2 separate regions of the Homo sapiens genome follow, and region 1 is linked to region 2. Evidence: read pairs that join two places in POLR2A ChIA-PET (ENCODE). Cell type or tissue: MCF 10A. All regions are shown on one strand. Each heading gives the region's core, and the rest is flanking DNA. Links, peaks and the distances in the headings are about the cores only.

Region 1 (9,081 bases), core at 1-8,000, 110 kb after region 2:
CCCCTGGTTCTATTCTTAAGGAGTTCCCAAACTGAGTGGCAGATGGGTAATAAGCTAGAGACTGCAGAGGACATAGCAAGAGCAAAGGCCTGGAAGAGAATGGAATGTTCTAGAAAGTAGTCTCATCCCCAGGGAGTGCTGATGGGCTGCTGGGGATCCCAGACTCTGGGCTGTACATTGCTCCCCACCAGTAAAAAAGGCTCCCACAAGAAAATCACAAGCTCTATGGGGCTAGTACCCTTCTCTAAGTCATCACCAACTGTTCATCAGCTTGACACCAGAATAAATAAATACACGTTGAGTGAATGGACTTCATTGCCATGTTCCAGTTCTAGCCACTGGCTGGTGGGGGCAGATGGTGCTGAGGCTGCCCGATCGAGGGTAGCTTGCTATTCTTCACCGATCCAGCAAACACTTGTGGAGGGAATTCTGCCAGGCTTCATGATGGATACTGATAGAAAACGTAACAGCAACCCTTTAAGGAAGGAACTTTCATCCCCGTTTTCTAGGTGAGGAAACCAAGGCCCAGAGCAGGGCTGCCTTGTATCCAACTCCAAGGTGAAAGGAGGCAGCTTGCTGCATTTAAACGTGGGTCTGCTTCCAAGCCCAGCAATGATCAAGCCGGCTATAGTGGGCGCAGCAGAGTGGCAGCATGAATCTGAGATTGGTCGCAGTGTCTTGTGCCTACTGAGGAGCAGGGGCCATGTCCCTCCCCCTACACCTAGCACTGAGCCACACTGAGCACGCTGTTTCTTAATCTGACTGGTCCCCATTTCTTCTCCTTGCACATACTGTTCTGTCCACCTGGAATGTAGCCTTGCCACTGCTTTCCCACTTGGCAGACTCTCTGTGTGTCCTTCACAGCCCAGCTCCAATGTCACCTCCTGGGAACTCATCTTTTTTTGTACCCAGGCAAAACTGGAAATCTTTCCCTCCAGGGTTCTCACAGTGCCTCATACCAGCCCCCTGTTGAAGCCCAGACCACACTAGCCTCTCATCTTCATCTGCCTCCCCACTGCCCCCACCCCACTGTACTGGAAACTCCTTCCTTGGTGTCAGGACTGGGTCCAGTTTCATCCGGGGCCCCAGCTCTACTTAGCATGAGACCTAGAGCATGGGTCACTGGTATTTTAGTCAGTCCTAGTGCAGCAGCTGCCTGGGTGGATGTGGATATGACCCAGGGAGTGGGTAGGCAGGTTTTCTAAAGTCGAGTTTGACCTCGACCTGCTGATGACAAGGTCCAGCGGAGGGGTATGTCCTTGGCCTCCAGCAGCCCCCATTGACAGAGGCTACAGTCGAGCAGCTGCTCAGTGGGGCCCCAGGGATGACTTCAGAGGCTCCAGACCCCTGGAACATCAGATGCAGACCTCAGTAAAACAGGGCCTGTGATAATAGCACTTACCTCACATAGCCAGTGTCATTCACTCATGCTCTACCAACATAATTTTTGCCAGATCCATGGATCATTTGTATTATTTTCCACTTAATGTTTTTATTTAAATTGCTTTGTTCTAAGTAATATGAAATCACAGGGCTTGTAAAAATTATTTTGAATAGGTGATTCCATTCACACCATTCAGAATTCAAAAAAGTGCCAAAGGCTATAAAATGAAATCTCCCTTTCACCCTGTCCCCAGTCACCCAGGCCCCCCCGGGGTTAGAATGTTACCTTTCTTGTACATTCTTGTTTTTTGTTTTTTGTTTTTTTTTTTTTTTGAGACAGAGTCTGCTCTGTCGCCCAGGCTGGAGTGCAGTGGCGCCATCTCGGCTCACTTCATCTCCCAGATAAAGTGATTCTTGTCCCTCAGCCTCCCAAGTAGTTGGGACTACAGGCACGCACCACCATGCCCAGCTAATTTTTGTATTTTTAGTAGAGACAGGGTTTTGCCATGTTGGCCAGGCTGGTCTCGAACTCCTGGCCTCAAGCTGAGATTATAGATGTGAGCCACCGTGCCTAGCCTCTTGTGCATTCTTTTAAATAGATGTGTATATTCTCCCCCTACCCCCAGCCAATTTTTTTTTTTAACCCAAAAGGTAGCATACAATATACACACTGCTCTGTTTTTGGTTTCGCTTTTGTTTTTTGGGACAGAGTCTCACTCTGTCACCCAGGCTGGAGTGCCATGGGGTGATCACAGCTCACTGCGGCCTCGAACTCCCAGGTTATGTATTCCATTATATCACTATGCCACGTTTTCTTAAATGATAGATTGATGTCACTGCATTGCTTGTTTTTTAATCTATTCTAATGTGTTCCAGAAAAATACAGTATATACTTTGCATCCCATGAGCAAATGCAGGTAATACCGCAGGCAGAAAGCCCAGCACGTGGCGGGCCTAGCAGTCGCTGTTTAGTGAGCCCTCCTGGTGATGCTTAGTGCCTTGCCACAGCCTCTGAATTAGTGTCCACCCTATGAATTAGGCTTGACCTGGTGTGTCGCTGGGGTCCCCCAGAAATTTGTCAGCTGCTCACTACCCACTCGGAACAACAGCTCTGGGCCTGAAGGCTCCCCAGAGAATTGAGAGAAGGGAGATTCTGGGGGCAGTGCCAGGACATACGGGGGGTGGGGGCTGTCTTTCTAGTTGGGCAATGCAGAGGATTTAGAGGGAATGGAGTCCCTGTGGTATGAGGGAAGCCCCAGCATGTGGAATAAATGTCCAGAGGCAGGCTAAGGGGTCAGGTAGACAGACTAATGGGAAGGAAGGATGCAGCGCACACACAGAGGGGGCTCTGAGCTGCACACTCCTCCTGGGCCGAAGCCTTCTTCCTCTTTCGCAGCCTCTGATGTGAGAGCCTTGGCTTTTGCAGTCGTTGCCCTGACTGACGCTTTCAGAGAATGAAAAGACCATACTGGGAATATGCCTGGTAACAGCTATGCCCAGGGCTATCTGTGATGATCTTGAAGTAAAGGCTGCTTCTGGGTTCTGTGGAAACCAAGGCCCAGAGACCCACAGCCAGGCCATGGCCAGCTCCACCCACTTCCAGGGCCCAGCTTGGTATAGTGTGCGTAGTGAATGCCAGTCGTTTCTTTGGCATGCCTCCCGCAGCCCTGTTCTCCCACAATCAGTTAAAGGCCTGCCTAATGTCACATTTCCTGACTTCCTCATTTTTATAGCTGAAAAGAGCACTTTTCTTCAGCAGGGCTGACACCCTGCTGGCCTCTCAGTCACCTGTGGCTAAGCAGGGCTCTTCACCTGCTGGCCTCTGCCCTTCCTGCTGCCTTAGGTCCTCGGCTTCCAATGGACAGAAGCAAACTGCTCTTTTTCTCTCCCATCCCTTTGCCCATTGGAAACACCTTAGCCCCACACTCTTACTCACCTTGTGCACTTTTCCAAAGTGCATTCCCGCCTAGCATGTCGTCTATGTCCATATAACCTTGGGAGGCTTATGGTTTGGGGATTATTGCCGTGAGGAGCACTGGGTAAGGAGTCCGGAGCCCTGAGCTCTGCTGCAGGCTCCTGAGTGATCTGGAACTTGCCTCACCCTCTCAGGGCTCAGTTTCCTGCCCTGTGAACAGCAGGAAGGGTAGGGCAAGGTGGGATCACATCTCCAATGTGACAAACGAAGCTGTTGCCATTTTGCTGACAAGCAAATGGAGGATAGGGGAGAGGTGGTACATGGGGGACTTAGCCTGCTGGAATTCACAGAGCAAACAGGCAGATGGGCTGGAATCAGAAGCCAGCGGCTTCAGCTCCAAATCCAGGGTGCTTCTCCTATCTATATCTGTGCTATTCCTACCAAGTAATTTGGGCCCCCTCGCATAGGAGGGCTGGTTCCTGGGCCTCCCAGTCAGAGAGTCTAGAACCACCAGACCCTAGGCATGGCTCCACCAGGGAAATGAGACCCCCAAGAATCCAAAGCCTCTCCCTCTCTGAGACCTGGCTACAGAGAGAGAAGATCATACTTCCCCTCTCTCCCCAGGAAATGGCCCGGCCAGCCCAGTATCTTGAAGTCAGCTAGGCTGGTTTGGGCACCTAAGGTCAGGAATTGGCCAAGTTTCCTGGGAGAAAGACTGGTGTGGTGCCAAGAGTCAGGCAAGATATCTGAACACAGAAACTTGCCAGTCCAGGCCCTGCCCTGTAGTAACCTGCTCCCAGACACGCCTATAACAGTGTGGTTTGTTTCTCCGCAGAAGCTGACGGGTCGCCTCATGCTGGCCGTGGGAGGAGCAGTGCTTGGCTCCCTGCAGTTTGGCTACAACACTGGAGTCATCAATGCCCCCCAGAAGGTGAGTACTGTGCCATCGTTGGCTTATGGACACCAGCCTGCTCTGTTGCACATCACACATGCCCACAGTCTCACGCCACCACCTGAATTAGAGTCATTTATATGAACGCACTGTACTGTCTGCCTCTCCAGCCAGTTTTCTGGCCCTGATCATGTCAGAGACTCTTCTCTTGCTTTGGAATCAGGGTGGCAGAATTCTAGAATCTCAGGTCCCACAGAATCCTGGGGTCTTGTATAGGCCCTCTTGACCAACCCCCCACCCAACTCAGTCATTTAATAATATGTTTGATGATATAATAAACTCAAAGCAAAGCTCAATACAATAATGCTGCATTTCCGTGGCATTCTGGGGCTGCAGAGGGTTTTCATGGGCTTGTCTCACTTGATGCTCACTGCAGCACTGTCAGGAGGCAGCAGGCACCACTCCCAGCCTGCAGGTGTGGGAAACGGCCAGAGAGAGGAAACCCGCCCAATATCACCCAGCTAAGTCAGAGACAGAGCTGGTATCCAACACCTGCCTGCCAGGTGGTCCTTGAGCCTGCACTCATACCCATCCACAGGCAGCACACTTCCTTTATTTGTAGGTTGAAACCGCGTCCTCTCCCTGAAGGCCCTGTGGCAGTCAAAGCAGAAATGGCGTCTTGCCCTAGGGAGCCACAGGGGGTGAAGGTCTGTGCTGGCTTCCTCCTCCCTGCCGTGCATCCTAGATCTGTCCTCACTTGTTTACTTGAATGTCAGGATGGGAAGGGACCTAGACCATCTCCTCCAGCCCAGCCTACTTGCATTAAGGAGGAGAGAAGAGGAAAAGGGGGTAGGGGGTAGGAGGCAGGGACAGGAAAGGAAACTGAGCCCTTCCTCTGTACCAGGCATTTTGCTTGTGTTTATGAGATTGGGTGGTGATTTCCATTTTGTAGACCCGGAAACTGAGGCCCAGGCAGATGAAATGGCCGACAGGCCCAAGGTCACAAAGCTATTGAATGCTGGAGTCAGAAGCCAAGCTCTGTTGTTTCCATGGCCTCAGGTTGTCTTCCTAACCAGCTGCCTTGCCCGTTTAAAAATCTGTACCTTCCCAGAGAGGACCAAATGAGAGTGGGCAGTCCTCACGTCAGGACCACATTTCTTGTCCAGACGGATGGGGCTAGAAAGTGAGTGCAGTGACTCCCAAAGATCAGGGTCCTGTTTGGGGGAACCAGGTAGTGTCTAGAGTTAGCTGGGCTTCTTCCAAATAGGCAGACAGTGGCTATGGGGCCACGCCCGATGCTGAGGAGCAAGTCACCAGGAAGGCTTGGCCTGCTGAGTCATGCTCAGCTGCAGGGGAGGTGACAGGACTTTTCCAAGTTTGCTGGGCATGGAGACCGTGGGCCCATGCTTGGACCAGCCCCAAGCCCTGCATTTGCTAAGTGCTCTTGACAGCTCTTGCCAAAGTGTGTGCTTCAGAACTGGCTCCCTTTGGGAATCCTTACAGATGGAAAGTCTGTAAGACAGGCTGGGAGGAAACAGAGGGAGGTTGAGCTCTCCACTTGGTTGCACATTGGGGTTTCCAGAACGCCCCCAGATTCTGATTTAATTGGTCTGGGATGCTGTTTGGGCATTCAATTAAAAGCTTCCCAACCAATTCGAATGTGCAGCCAAGGTTGACAGCTACTGGATTTAATGATGTCTTGACTGTGATCTCATAGTGAGTTAATGACAGAACTAGGACTCTAAGGCCAGGACAGAGGAGGTGTTTTCCAGAAACAGAACAGGGTTGGGGTGAGCAGGGGGCCTTCAAAGCAAAATGCCCAGAAGACAGAAAGCCTGGCATTCAGTAAAGCGTGAGTAGTTTAGTGTGTCACTAGAGTGAACAGGAGGAGGGGAAAGGTTGGGGAGGTCAACAAGGTAAGGTAGGCAAGAGCCAGACCACAAAGGGCCTTGTGAGTATGGCACGGCACAGTCAGAAGGGGCGGATGGGCACCAGCACGGGGGCCCAGCTAGGGAGCATGGACTTCAGGATGAGGACAATAGGGACCCACTGCCCAGGGCAGACGTGATCAGACTTGCATTGTAGGGAAATGACTCAGGCGTCTGGTATGGAGGGGCGGACTTAAGAATGTGAGACTAGAGACGGGAAACCATCAAGAAAGTTGCCGTTGGACTAGTGACATAAAAGCAAACCCTCAGAGGAAGAATGGACAGGATTTGGTCATCAATTCCGTGCGAGGGCAACAGAGAAGGGTTTAAAAATGGTTTCTAGGTTTCTGGCATGGGTGATGTGTGGTTTGAAGAAGGAGCAGGTGTGCCAGGAGCTGAGAGGTGGCCGTGGGATGTGCAGGAATGGAGGCGTGGGGTGACACAGCTGGAGATGTGCAGGAGGCACCTGTATGTATGGGTCTGTTTCTTAGACCCAGGCTGGAGAAAAGTTGAGAATTAGTCACTGGTATCCACACAGTGGAGAAAGATCTTCTAGGGAGACTGTGGAATAAAAAGAGAAATGAAGATTAAGGCCGGGCATGTGGCTCACGCTGTAATCCCAGCACTTTGGGAGGCTGAGGTGGGTGGATCACTTGAGCCCAGGAGTTCAAGACCAGCCTGAGCAACACATCAAGACCTCATCTCAATTTTATAATTAAATAAATAAAAATTAAAAGTAAAAGATCAAGGCCCCAGAGAACAACCCATTGCTAGAAAAAGACCCTAAGTAGAAGAACAAGAGCTGGTATCTCTAAAACCAGGAGAGGATACCCTCCCAAGACAGAGGGATAATGTAAGCCATCGAAGGGCCAGGGTATTTGTCTGGTTTGTCCACGGCCGTGTCCTTAGTGCCTAGAACGGTGCCTGTCATAGTAATAGACACTGGTGGATAGTGAGTGGAGGAAGGCCATCGGGTACCCCAGGGGTTGAACTGGGCAAGCCTCTCCACATTGCTGAATGCAGAAGAGGCGATGGTGGCCTTGTGGCCACTCGGGCTGACTGGGTGGCACAGCGTGGATAGAAGCCTCACTACGATTGGGTGAAGAGTGAGAGGCAGATGAGAAAGGGTGGAGACGGCTCTTCCAAAAGAGTTGGTGGGAGAGGGAGAAAAGAGGAGGTTTGGAATGATGGTATGGCTAGGAATTTATTTATTTATTTTAATGAAGGTTATTTTTAAACATGTTGGAAGGAATCAGCAGGAGAGGGTGAAGATAAGGAAGTGAGGGCGGAGGTCTTCCAGGAGGGAGGGTGGTGTCGGAGCAGAAGGGAGGGGCTGCCTTTGGCCAGGAGGGACTGAGATACCTTTTTTTTTTTTTTTTTTTTTGAGACGGAGTCTTGCTCTGCTGCCCAGGCCAGAGTACAGTGGCATGATCTTGGCTCACTGCAACCTCCGCTTCCTGGGTTCAAGTGGTTCTCGTGCCTCAGCTTTCCAAGTAGCTGGGCTACTGGTACAGGTGTGTACCACCACGCCCAGCTAATTTTTGTGTTTTTAGTAGAGATGGGGTTTCACCAGGTTGGTGAGGCTGGTCTCAAACTCCTGACCTCAGGCGATCCACCTGCCTTGGCCTCCCAAAGTGCTGGGATTACAGGTATGAGCCACCATGCCCAGCCAGGGACTGAGAGACTTCTGAAGATGTAGACAAATCTGAGATGAACTTCTGTGATCCCCGGGGCCTCCCATCTAATCAGAAATAGGCAAGAGGTTATAACTGTCATGGAATATGGGCAGAACCTCTGACCAGGGCATCACGGGGCTGGTCAGCAGCACAGAGGGCCCAGATGAGCCTGTAAACTGCATTCATAGGACCATGTATGGTCACCTGTCCAAAGGTCACTTCAGGAACCAGCCCCAGCAGACCGAAGCTGGAGATGTGAGTGGCCAGAACTGAGAACGCTGAAATCTAGCGGTGTTTCTTGGGCAAGCACCCAGACACTTGGTCTGTTGACTTTTGTACTTTACAAACACTTCTCACAAGGCTGGCTGTAGTTTTTCCAACCAGGAGCCAGATTAGAAGTGATACATGTAACATGTGAAGAGAGGACAGAAGGACCCAAGAAGAAGAAATGAAAGTGAGGCTCAGAGCCCATGTGTAGTAACAGGGCAGAGAGACTCCTGTGCCCGCGTAGGCTGAAGGCCTGCCCTAGGGCGACACAGAGATTCCATCTGGCCAACCCTTTCATTCAGCCAGGACTTCCTGAGCATCCACGCTGTGCCAGATGCGGTCCTAGACAGTAAGGAGAGAGAAGTATAGCTGTGAACACAGCAGGCACATGCTGGCCCTCAGGGAGCTGCCTGAGACACAGTCTGAGCCAGGCCCTGTCTCCACAGCAGTGGGAGAGACCCCTTGGAGAAAGCCAGAGTGTCACTAACAGAGGGCTTCAAGGTGCTGTGAGAGCAAACGGGGCAACTAATGCTGGGGCTGGGGTGACAGGGGAGATTAAAAAAAGGGCTTCACGAAGGACTTGGCAGCCATGCTCGACCTTGAAGGGTTAGTTGACCTCATAGGGCAGGAGGGGCAGGTGTCTGGGCAGTGAGAGGGGCTTCTGCAGAGGTGCAGGGGTGTGAAATGTTCTGCTGATGCGGAATTGCTAACTGCCTGCAGTGGGCACACTGACTTCCCTTGTCTGTTTAGAAGAACCTCTCTTAGGAAACAGCATTGGGTTGGCCACAGTTTGCCTACTCTTGAGAAGAGACTTTGCCCCACAAGTGGTGAGGATGCCAGAAGCTTGTTCTCTTCCATAAAACAGGCCCCAAAGGGCTTCCTCCTGGAAGTGGTTAATTAATCATACTACCTTATATGTTTACAAAGCACCACCCCATAAATTACCACCTCACAGCAACTCTACAAGGCAGGCGGGGCTGACATCTTCCCCTCTTCTAAATGAGGGAACTGAAGCCAGAT
Region 2 (10,421 bases), core at 1,039-9,038:
AGAGGGCTAGCCTGGGAATGGTAACCCTTTACGTATTTTTTTTTTTTGAGACGGAGTTTCACTCTGTTGCCCAGACTAGAATTCAGTGGCGTATCCTCAACTCACCACAACCTCTGCCTCCCAGATCCAAGCGATTCTCCTGCCTCAGCTTCCTGAGTAGCTGGGACTACAGGTGCCCACCACCACACCAGACTAATTTTTTGTATTTTTGGTAGAGACAGGGTTTCACCACATTGGCCAGGCTAGTCTCAAACTACTGGCCTCAGATGATCCACCCACCTCGGCCTCCCAAAGTGCTGGGATTATACTTTGTCGGATCTGTACAAAATAATTTATACTCCCAGGTAGCGCATTAAGCAAGCAAAGGAAGTAGAGATGAAGAGGTAATCGAGCAGAATTGACACTAACACTGCTTCCCTTCCTGAAAAGAGAGGTCATCAAACAGGGGTGCTCTCTGGGTTTTTTCATTACTCCTTGGTTTTTCTCTTATCCTAGGTTGAGGTGAGGGTGGGGATGGGGTACATAAAGGTGGATTTTGTGCTTTCAGACAAAGATAAGATAAGGAACAGATAAAATTCCAGGCAAAGAAACTAAGATAAGCAGCTCCTCAAGGGACTTAAACTGCCCAGGAGTGAGAAGGGGGGACAGGAGAAGAGGCCTCTAACTCCCAGCTTCTCAGAAAACCCCAAACAATGTACACAAAGCCCAGAGAATTTATAACCCAGGAAAGGGAGAGCAGATGTATGCTGCTTGCTAAATCCAACCCTGGGGCAAGACAGAAGGAATGGCAGGGTGAATAACCCTCAAATTCCCATAAAGATACAACTTAACCTGAGCAACCTGGACCCCAGCTATGTGTTTGTAATCACAAACTCAAGTCTGCAAGTTCTTTCAAATAAAATTAAAACTGATAGTGCACCCCTTTATGCTGTGCTGATGGGAAATTCCAGTTCTGTTATTATTGGAAGGGGCCTCCCTGCTTTGAGAATGCAAGAGTCTGGAAGGCTTCTGTCGTGCCCAGAAAACACGGAACCAGCCCTTTTAGCTTCTTGCTACTCAAAGTGTGGTCTTGGGAGCAGCAACATCAGAGTCCCTCAGAGCTTATTAGAAATGCATAATTTTAGGACCCCATCCCAGGCCTACTGAATTAGACTGCATTTTATCAAGATTCTCAGGTATTCCTGAATACATTAATGTTAGAGAAATACTGTAGACCTCAAACCATAATGGTCCCCTCTAAACCCCAAATACCCCAGTAGGTTGACATCTCTGCAGCTTTGGAGGATCAAAGGTACCTGGGTGCCTGGAATCCAGGCTCCTTAATGGGGAGCACATAACCAACCACTTGCCTCTGGGATCCTGCTGGTTCTTCCCAGGACCTACTCACCCAATTCCATCTCATTCCTCCTTTTCTTTCTCCCAGCCCAATCCCCTCAAAAAACTCAGGCTTTCAAACAACAAAAGCCTGCAAGACCAGTTGTCTACCAGGGACTTCTCATTTCAGCCTGGCTTCAGCAATACCACCCCCAAGGCAAGGGAGCACAAAGGTACCGCCCAACACTTGGAATGAAGGACAAAAACCACCAACACAAAATAACATCTCAATCCATTTTCCTGCCACACTTATAATTATTTTAACTCTTGCTCTCAATTATATCTGGATTTAAGCGTGCAAAACAAAGGCTTATGCTATAATTTTAATGGACTTGTTTTTATAGGAAAAAAATTTGAGTCTCAGAATCCTAGAAATGATTGCTTCTGAGACTCACAGGGATTTAATTAGCTCCTAGTGTGGGGATTAAAAAATTTTTTTAGCAGCCGTGGAATGTTTTCAGGCCTTTCTCCACTCCAAAAGAAACTGCAGGGAGAATCCCATTGTATAAAACAGAAATGGAGTTGCTTTCGTTGTAAGGTGAGGACACAGAACCCAACTACATAGTCTCCTCTCCACCTCCATAGTGGCCCTGGTGGTGGCTGCAGCAGATCCCTGAGCTTGGTGGAGCACAGGGTGAAGGAACAACCTCAGCCGACCCTCCACCCAATACTGAAACCCCCCTTTCTCCACCTCCGATCACATACTTCCAAGAGAGAAGTCCCACAGGGCAGCCGAACCCGTCATCCATTGGCACCCAGGGCTGGAAAACACTTCCTCTACCATGACCCCCACGCGTCTTCCTGTCACTTCCATCGGAAAGTCCCATTTCTGCCCAGAGGCCTGCAAGGAACAGATTTATCCCCTCTTTCCCATGGTTTACAGAGCATATATTTCCCAGGAGTCTCTTTTCTAGGTGAAACAGGAATTTATATCAATGATATATGTGACTAAGTGAGTGAAGAGATAATCATTGAATGAGTGGATGAGTGAGGAAAGAGGAAGGAAGAAAAAGAACAATGGAATGGGATACTCTGGTCATTCTCTTCTGGACACTTTCTAGCTTGAAAATGGTTCTCTTCACATGTGATACGTGGAAGAAAATTGTAGCATTTGAAACTACACTACTCCAGCTATACCATAACCTGGTGATTTTCTTTTTTTTCTTTTTTGTTTTTCAGACAGAGTCTTGCTCTGTCGCCCAGGCTGGAGTGCAGTGGCACGATCTCGGCTCACTGCAGCCTCCACCTCCTGGGTTCAAATGATTCTCCTGCCTCAGCCTCCCGAGTAGCTGGGATTACAGGCATGCACCACCATACCCGGCTAATTTTTGTGTTTTTAGTAGAGACGGGGTTTCACCATGTTGGCCAGGCTGGTCTCGAACTCCTGACCTCAGGCGATCCTCCCACCTCGGCTTCCCAAAGTGCTGGGATTATAGACATGAGCCACCGTGCCCGGCCTAACCTGGAGATTTTAAACTGTGGCCAATGACCCATGTATATAGTAAAATCAATTTAATGGCTCTCAACTAGCATTTTGCTTAATGAAAGAAAAGAATAGAATAGACCATGGTTCGTCAACCTGCGTTAAGGTTAGGGGTTGTTTGGAAAAATGTTTTTCAGTTATACATACACATGTATGTACATATATGTAGGAATGTGTGTACTGGGAGCTGACATAAAATATATTTCTTACTGTGGGTCACAGGTCAAAAAAAGGAAAGCCAGTGTTCTCACCCTATGAACTAGCCATCATTATTATCCTCCTTTTCTGATAAAGAATATAAAGCACAGATAAATTAAGTAACTTGTCCCAAGGTCACCCAACTAAAAAATGGTAGAGCTGAGCCTGGAACAGGGAGCAGCCTGACTCCAGAACCTGAACCTTTAACCTCTCTATTCCATGGCATCCAGTAGAAATGGCCGTGCCGTGCAGGCAGGTGGACAGTAGTGCAGGACCAATCCCAGGACTCGGGGAGGGACGTCAGCAAAGTGTTCCTCTCACACAGTAGACAGACATTCCTGTGCTGTGCACCCAGCCTTCCTCACAGGGCGCCCCAAGAGCAGACCAATATGGGTTAGTGAAAGGACCACACTGCTTGATGCTCCAGGTCATAACGCAGGCAGAGCCGCACCCAACAGAATCAATCCATTCCTTCTCTTCTGGGCAGAGGGGTGCAAACAGCCATGCAAAGGCTGAGCTACCCTAAGATTTGGTCCATATTTCTCCATTTACCCTCAAAGATATGTGTGAGAAACATTTCAAAAGCCTCATCCACAGCAAAATCGACTGTGATGCTGGTGGCACCAGGTCCTTAACCTGCAGACCTTCATGTCGTGCATTCTAAGAGACTCTCAATATTCTCTTCCCCCAGGCAAACTGCAACCTCTTTCAAGATCCTAAATGCTTTATTGGACAAATACTACCACCCCCTCTGAAATGGATGTTATCAGTATCCATTGCCTCTGAATTCTTCATCTTCCTCATTTGAATGTCCCAAGCCCCTCCTCCATTGCCACCCAAGAGGCAAATTGTGGCAGTATCCTTGAGTCAACCTGCTCAAAAGGGAAGCCTATGGCATTGATATGTGATGGGCTGGGGTGAAGTGGATCTCAGACCCTGGCTGATGAGCTCTCTTCGTTCTTCCTCAGAGCAGTTGCAATAACAGCACAGTCCTATTTTTACATTCTGAGTCTGTGGTCCTTTTCCCACACATGCTCTGATTACCCTTCCTCCAAGAGTAATCTGGGGAGTTAGTCATGCCTTGACCTAAGTGAACCCATCCTGGCTCCCAATAATCCCTGCTTAGGAAAGGAACTTCTGGAATTTTGCCTAGGATTGTCATAAGCTAGCTGCACCATATTTTTCCCATGCTTAAATTGAGATAGTATGTTTCTGGCTTTGTCTCCTGGCACCTCCCTTCTCCCCAGAAGAGCCTCTGGAATGGCCCCATCTCTGCCTGATGCAGCCTTGAATGGAGCAAAAGCAGCTGGGAGCAGCCAGGTCCCAGCCCAGGCAGGCCCACAGCTTCCCGTGAGCCAGACTTGTTCCACTTGTCTAGTTTGAAGAGTTTTCTCCTTGATAGAGAAGACACGGTCATTTGGGTTATGTTATATTGTCTGTAAACATTAAGCCTGCCCCTTATTTTTTTTCCTCTCTTGGTCTAAATAGGGTTCAGAAAGTCTCTTCCATCTTTTTTAGGTCTCAATGTTTCAGGGAGGAGGGACTCAGCCACACCCAGGAAGTGTTTATCCTTTTCACACTCCAACTCAAAACTGAGGGCTTAGGGGCAGGGTTCTGAGGAGCCAGGGCAAGGGCAGGGCCAGAGGACCGGGCCAAGGCCGGGTCTCTTGGGAAGAAAGCCAATGTGGAGCTATCAGGCATTACTGGGGGAGATGCATATCCCACCTGCATCAAGGGAAGCCAGGTGAGCCTTGGAGTCACACAAACCTGGATGGGGAATTCTGGCAACCATTCCTCCTCTCAGGGTTGCCGGGAGGATTAAATGAGACCTGGCATGTAGTAAGGATTCAACAAATCACAGTTAATGTCATTATCATGACTTTTGCTATTATCCAAAGGGCTCTGGTAATCCCAAACTCTCCAGGGAGCCTTTAGGGCTTGCCCAAGACAACCCTGACTCCACGAGCAATTCAAGCTGCCTAATTCAGCACACAGACACTGCAGGCCAGGGCAGGCTGCAGTCACTGTGGCCCCGGCTTCCCAACTACCTAGTTATGAGTCAGGCTTCTCTGATGCCATCCACACAGCTCTGGGCAATGACTGCACCCAGCTGTGCTTGCATGGAGGCAGAGCACTTGGCTTGAAGGGCCATGGGTTAGGGACCAATCCCAGCTCCACTTTCTGACTTCTGCTGAGCCTCAGTTTGCTCATCTATCAAATGGGCATAATAATAAGGCCTCCCTCACTGGGTTATCATAGAGGTTATTATGGGAAAGTACCTAGCTGAGGAGCTGGTACAAAGTAGGGAACTCAAGAAAGTTTGTTCAATTTCAACTCGGGTGCCCAAATGCCTGAATAAAAGGAGACAGATATCCTGGAGAGGGAATGAGAGGCCAGGAGGATGGTGAGTGGTCTTGGAAATGGAGACTTTTCCTTAATAGCTCATTGGCAGTTCCTGGCTGAGAATCTGCCCCTGCAACATTCTGGCTGGGCATGTGGTACGGATGGGAAGAGGAAGAGAAAGAGACAGGAATCAGAGAGATGATAAAGATGAGGCCGCTTCAGGAAGTGCAGAGACTGAAGTTCCATGACCAATCAGTAAAGAAGCTGAGATTTGAACCCAGATGTGTCTGACCCTAAAGCAGAGGTATTCAATGTTTTGGCTTCCCTGGGCCACATTGGAAGAAGAAGAATTGTCTTGGGCCACACATAAAATACACTAACAATAGCTGATGAGCTAACAAAAAAAAAAATCACAAAAAAATCTTATGTTTTCAGAAAGTTTATGAATTTGTGTTGGGCCACATTCAAAGCCATCCTGGGCTGCATGCTGCCCACGGGCCACAGAAAAGTTTGCCCTAAAGCCTGTGTCATTTCAACTTCCAGGGGTGTCCAGTGGTAAGAAGTGGCCTTCCAAAGGGGCTGGTGAATGACCCTCTCACTTCCCAGATCCATCAAACAGGACACTGAAAGCCCAGGGTTACTTAGTGTGACCCCAGACTCCCAAAGGTGGTCATGTTGCAGTCAGGATGTCCGCTGGTCGTCTGTTTTGTTTGTCCATGTCATGGGAAAACAGGAAGCCCCTGAGAAGCAAGGTTTTAGGAATCCCCAAATCCTCCCCTACCACTTGCTGAGGGCTGATGATTCCAAACAGCTGCCTTGGTGCAGGTCAAGGTATTAGAGGCAATTGGATCTGGGTTCAAGTCCCGGCTCCACCACTTGGGAATTGCTCTGTGGTCTTGGGCAAATCACTTCACCTCTCTGAGCCTCTGGTTTTTCCTCAGTGAAGTGTAGATCACTATGTCTCCTTCCCAGCATGATGAATGAGCTTTGTTTTTCTTTTTGTGACTTATGTTCACAGCAGAGAACCAGATACAGAGCAGCTGCTTAGGAAATGTATTGAGTGAACAAGTGAATAACTCTAGCTACCATTTATTGAGTGCTTCCTAGGTGCCAGGCACTGTAGTAAGCACTTTGCATGTATTATTTCATTGAATTATCACAGTAACCCTTAGCAGTTTCAGACCATCTCATTTTACAGATAAAGAAACTGAGTCACAGGACGTGAAGTCACTTACTCAAAACCACTACAGACAGAAAGTAACAGAATGAGGATTCAAACCCAAGTCCCTGTAACTCCAGAGCTGGAGCTATGAGTGAAACTCACAGAACAAGAAGCTCCATCTTTCTCCAGGGACCTCCACCTGGGCAAAGGGAGCCCCAATGGGTATGGGAGTCCAATCAGTGGCCTGGCAGAGCTGGCTATCCTGCTCAAGACTACCATGGAGTGGCCTCAAGTGCCAGCCATTTTGCAGGCAGCATCTCATTTAACCCTCTCAATAACTGTGGGGAGGCATTATCCTTTCCAGTTTCCAGTGAGGAAAGAGAGACTCAGAGAGCTGAAGACCTTCGCTCAGGTTCACATAACTGGGAAATAGCAGAGCTAGAATTTAAACTCTTTGTCTATGAGTCTTCTGGGAAGCAAGAGCTGGGAGTATGAAAGGTTGATTGCAGTGACTCGTGAAAGACAAAGGGGAGGAGATGGGAAGAGAAGCCTTCAGACCATGATGCGAAACTGACAAGGTCCTACCAAATCAGTGGGGAACTCCCCAGCAAGTACTGCCCACTAGAAGAGTTCCACACTCAGCAGAAATGGCCAGGTCTTCAGAGTACCCGGGTCCTTCTCGGTGGCCAGGAGAATCCCAGAGAGATGACCTCAGCCTGCAGCCACTGCAGCTGGAGGCTGTCACCTTCCTGGGTCACTCACAGCTGAGTGGCAAGTTCTTCACTGAAGGGAGGTCCGAGTAGTGTATCTCGTGGCTCCCGCAGTCCACTGGCACCACAGCATGTACTCCTCGGGCTCCCAGTGGACCTCTCTTCCCAAGGGGAAGAGACTTAGAAGAGGGAGGTCAGTGGGATAAACCCCAGCCCCCACCACTGCAGTCCATCTCGGGGCTTCACCTAGTGCTCATCCCCACCTTGGCAGGTCGAACGATGTAACCCAAACCCTCATTCCTGGCAATCGCGTCCTTGGGGTTGCTGTACTTGTCCATTCACAGTCACAGTGGGACAGGGGAGGACAAAGAGATCCCAAGTGGATCATCTTGGTTCCACACATAGTCCTCCCATTTTATTTTTTGGATTTTTATTGTGTATCCACCCATTCTGCAAAAGCAGCTGCCTCCTTCTGAAGCTCAGGGCCAATTACTCCAGCCAAGATGGTGACCCGCTTTTCACCTTATAATTTCTGGACACAAGGAGTCTAAAGTGCTTTGGCAGTAGCCATAACTTGTAGTTCAAAGAGGCCTTGCTGTGTTCTCTAGCAAGAATTCACCATTTCTGGGACCAGGACCTCTACCTTTGCAGAGCCCAGAGCTGCAGGAATGGAGAGTACAAGGTCCCTAATGGGTCACTGGAAATGAGAGTAAATGGGATCATGCCTACTTCCATCCTTTGGTTCTCAGACCCATGTATTTTTCTGATTCCATGAAACCATGATGAGATTTCTGATTCAGTGTGTGTAGTGCATCTGGAGGATGGTCCCCGTCTTGCCACAAACCAAGCTCAAGTTTTTTCCTTCCCTTTCAAGTAGTAGTACATGATCCCCCATAGAGTCATAGGTATGAGTTGAGAGAGGGGCACAGATGCAACCATGATGGGTGGCATGGGGGTCTGGGCTGCTTGCTCATGAAGTCCCACCAAGGATTGATCCCAGATATACTGTTTCTATCATATGGTGAATTGCAGCTGGACTTGCTAGGCTTTAAGACTTGGTGGGTTCAATAGGACCTAGCATATATGGGCAATTCCAGCCAGACATCTGGTCAGCAATTCTGTCTCTAGCATGTCTCAGTAGCATACAGGAGCTGTTTTTCAAAAGGTGTACAATTCTTTCCTGTGAGTGGCACGGCCTTAGCCCAAAACCCCAGGGTCTACCTTTTAATTTTCCATGTGGGGCTTGCCCAAAACTCCATACCCCATCTGTTTCCACACTGACATTTCCAACACCAAGTTCTGCCGGAGTGTATGGCCCAAGTGTCAGGGCTGTTTGCCGTGCAGTCCGGATCTGCTGCAGAGCCCTTTCCTGCTCCAGGTCCCACTCAGAGCTGGGAGCTTTGCATGTCACCCAATGGAAGGACTGCAGTGGTGTCTCTAGGTGTGGAATGTGTGCCTCCAGAACCCAAAGAGGCCTAAGTGGCATTGGGCTTCCTTCTTTATGGTGGCAGAAGCAAACAGCAGCTGTTTGTCTTTTGCTTTTGGTCGGATATGCCAGCATGACCCTGACTCCTAGATCCCTCATATCTTTGCAGATATGACAGGCTTTGAATGTTTGCAAGGTTTACCTCCCACCCCCTGGAGCACTTGTCTTATCAAGGCCTCCAGTGTGCTGTCCACCTCGGCTTATCCTCCTGGTCAGCATGACGTCATGGGTGTCATGGAGCAGTGTGATGTTCTGCAGGATGGCCAGGTGTTCTGCAGGACGATTCTCCTTGGACTATATTGTGAAAAGGAGCAAGAGAATTAACACAGCCCTGGGATAAAACTATAAAGTAGATTATTGTTCATTCTGTGTGCATGTGAACTGCTTTATCTTCTTTCCTGGTTATGATAGAAAAGAACACATTTGCCAAATCAATAGCTGCATACTATGAACCTGAAACAATATTAATCTGTTCCAGCAAAGACAGCAGACCAGCACAGCAGCTGTATTTGGGGCTACTATTAGGTAAAGCTTTTGAGTGTCTATAGTCACACTGTAGGATACACCTGGTTTATTTTTTTAATCTTTAAAAACTTTTTTTTTGTTTTATTTTCTGCAGAGACAGGGCCTCGCTTTGTTGCCCCGGCTGGTCTCAAACTCCTGGCCTCAAGTGATTCCCCCATCTAGACCTCTCAAAGTTCTAGGATTACAGATGAGCCACAGTGCCCAGCCTCATCTGGGCTTAATTTTTCAGTGTGGCCCCTGCAGAAACTAGACGGACCCTCGCTCCTGCATCTTGAGATCCTTAAGGGTAGTGTTACAGTAGTTCCTCCTTACTCAGGAGGGATGCAGTCTAAGACCCGCTGTGGATGCCCGAAACCACAGATACCACAGATAGTACCAAACCCTATATACACTATGGGTTTTTTGTTTGTTTGCTTTGTTATTTTGAGATGAAGTCTCGCTCTGTTGCCCAGGCTGGAGTGGAGTGGCATGATCTCAGCTCACTGCAACCTCCACCGCCCAGATTCAAGCAATTCTTGTGCCTCAGCCTCCCGAGTAGCTGGGACTACAGGCGCCCGCCACTCCTGGCTAATCTTTGTGTTTTTAGTAGAGACGGGGGTTTCACCATATTGGCCAGGCTGGTTTTGAACTCCTGACCTCAGGTGATCCGCCAGCCTCAGCCTCCCAAAGTGCTGGAATTACAGTCATGAGCCAGCTTGCCCAGCCCACTGTGCTTTTTTCCTATACAGTATCGGTTGGGTAGCATAGACAGCATCATGGATGCACTGGACAAAGGCATGATTCATGTCCTGAGCCAGATGGAGCAGGACAACACGAGATTTCATCACACTACTCAGAGAGGCACACAGTTTAAAACTTATTAATTGCTTATTTCTGGGATCTTTCATTTAGTATCTCCAGACTGCGGTGAACTGTGGGTAACTGAAACCTCAGAAAGCAAAACTGTGCATAAAGGGGGATTACTGTATTATCTATCTCCCCCACACCAGGTTGCAATATTGTTTTTGATTTAATATCTTGGTGGGGAGTGGGGCAGGTGAAAAATAGATGGTGGGGGGGAAGGCGTGGTAGAGGTGCAGTTTCAGAGGGTTCCACTTGCCCTTCCCCACTGTGATAGCTCTTGCCCCACAGGGCAAAGGC

What was found. ChIA-PET counts read pairs that join two places held together with the same protein. Peaks named below come from ENCODE experiments on the same cell type or tissue, not always from the same donor. Only the 100,000 strongest peaks of a DNase experiment are listed, where the experiment ranks them.
Region 1: POLR2A ChIA-PET joins it to region 2 with 10 read pairs; 10 of 35 experiments call an interaction of 5 or more read pairs at or near these places.

Annotation. Positions count from the first base shown.
Region 1 is chr1:42,938,374-42,947,454 of GRCh38, reverse strand. It overlaps SLC2A1 (solute carrier family 2 member 1), which reads left to right. Exons shown (of 10, transcript NM_006516.4): 2 at 4,134-4,229. Among named protein-coding and RNA genes, the nearest start is that of SLC2A1, 16 kb to the left of the region's middle. RefSeq lists enhancers at 138-637, 638-1,139, 1,999-2,158, 2,249-2,378, 2,809-2,858 and 4 more. In MCF 10A, for the core only: no CTCF peak of the experiment used is centred there; DNase peaks (open chromatin) are centred at 4,044, 5,564 and 6,294.
Region 2 is chr1:43,043,530-43,053,950 of GRCh38, reverse strand. No RefSeq gene overlaps it. Among named protein-coding and RNA genes, the nearest start is that of SLC2A1-DT, 90 kb to the right of the region's middle. In MCF 10A, for the core only: no CTCF peak of the experiment used is centred there; a DNase peak (open chromatin) is centred at 5,110.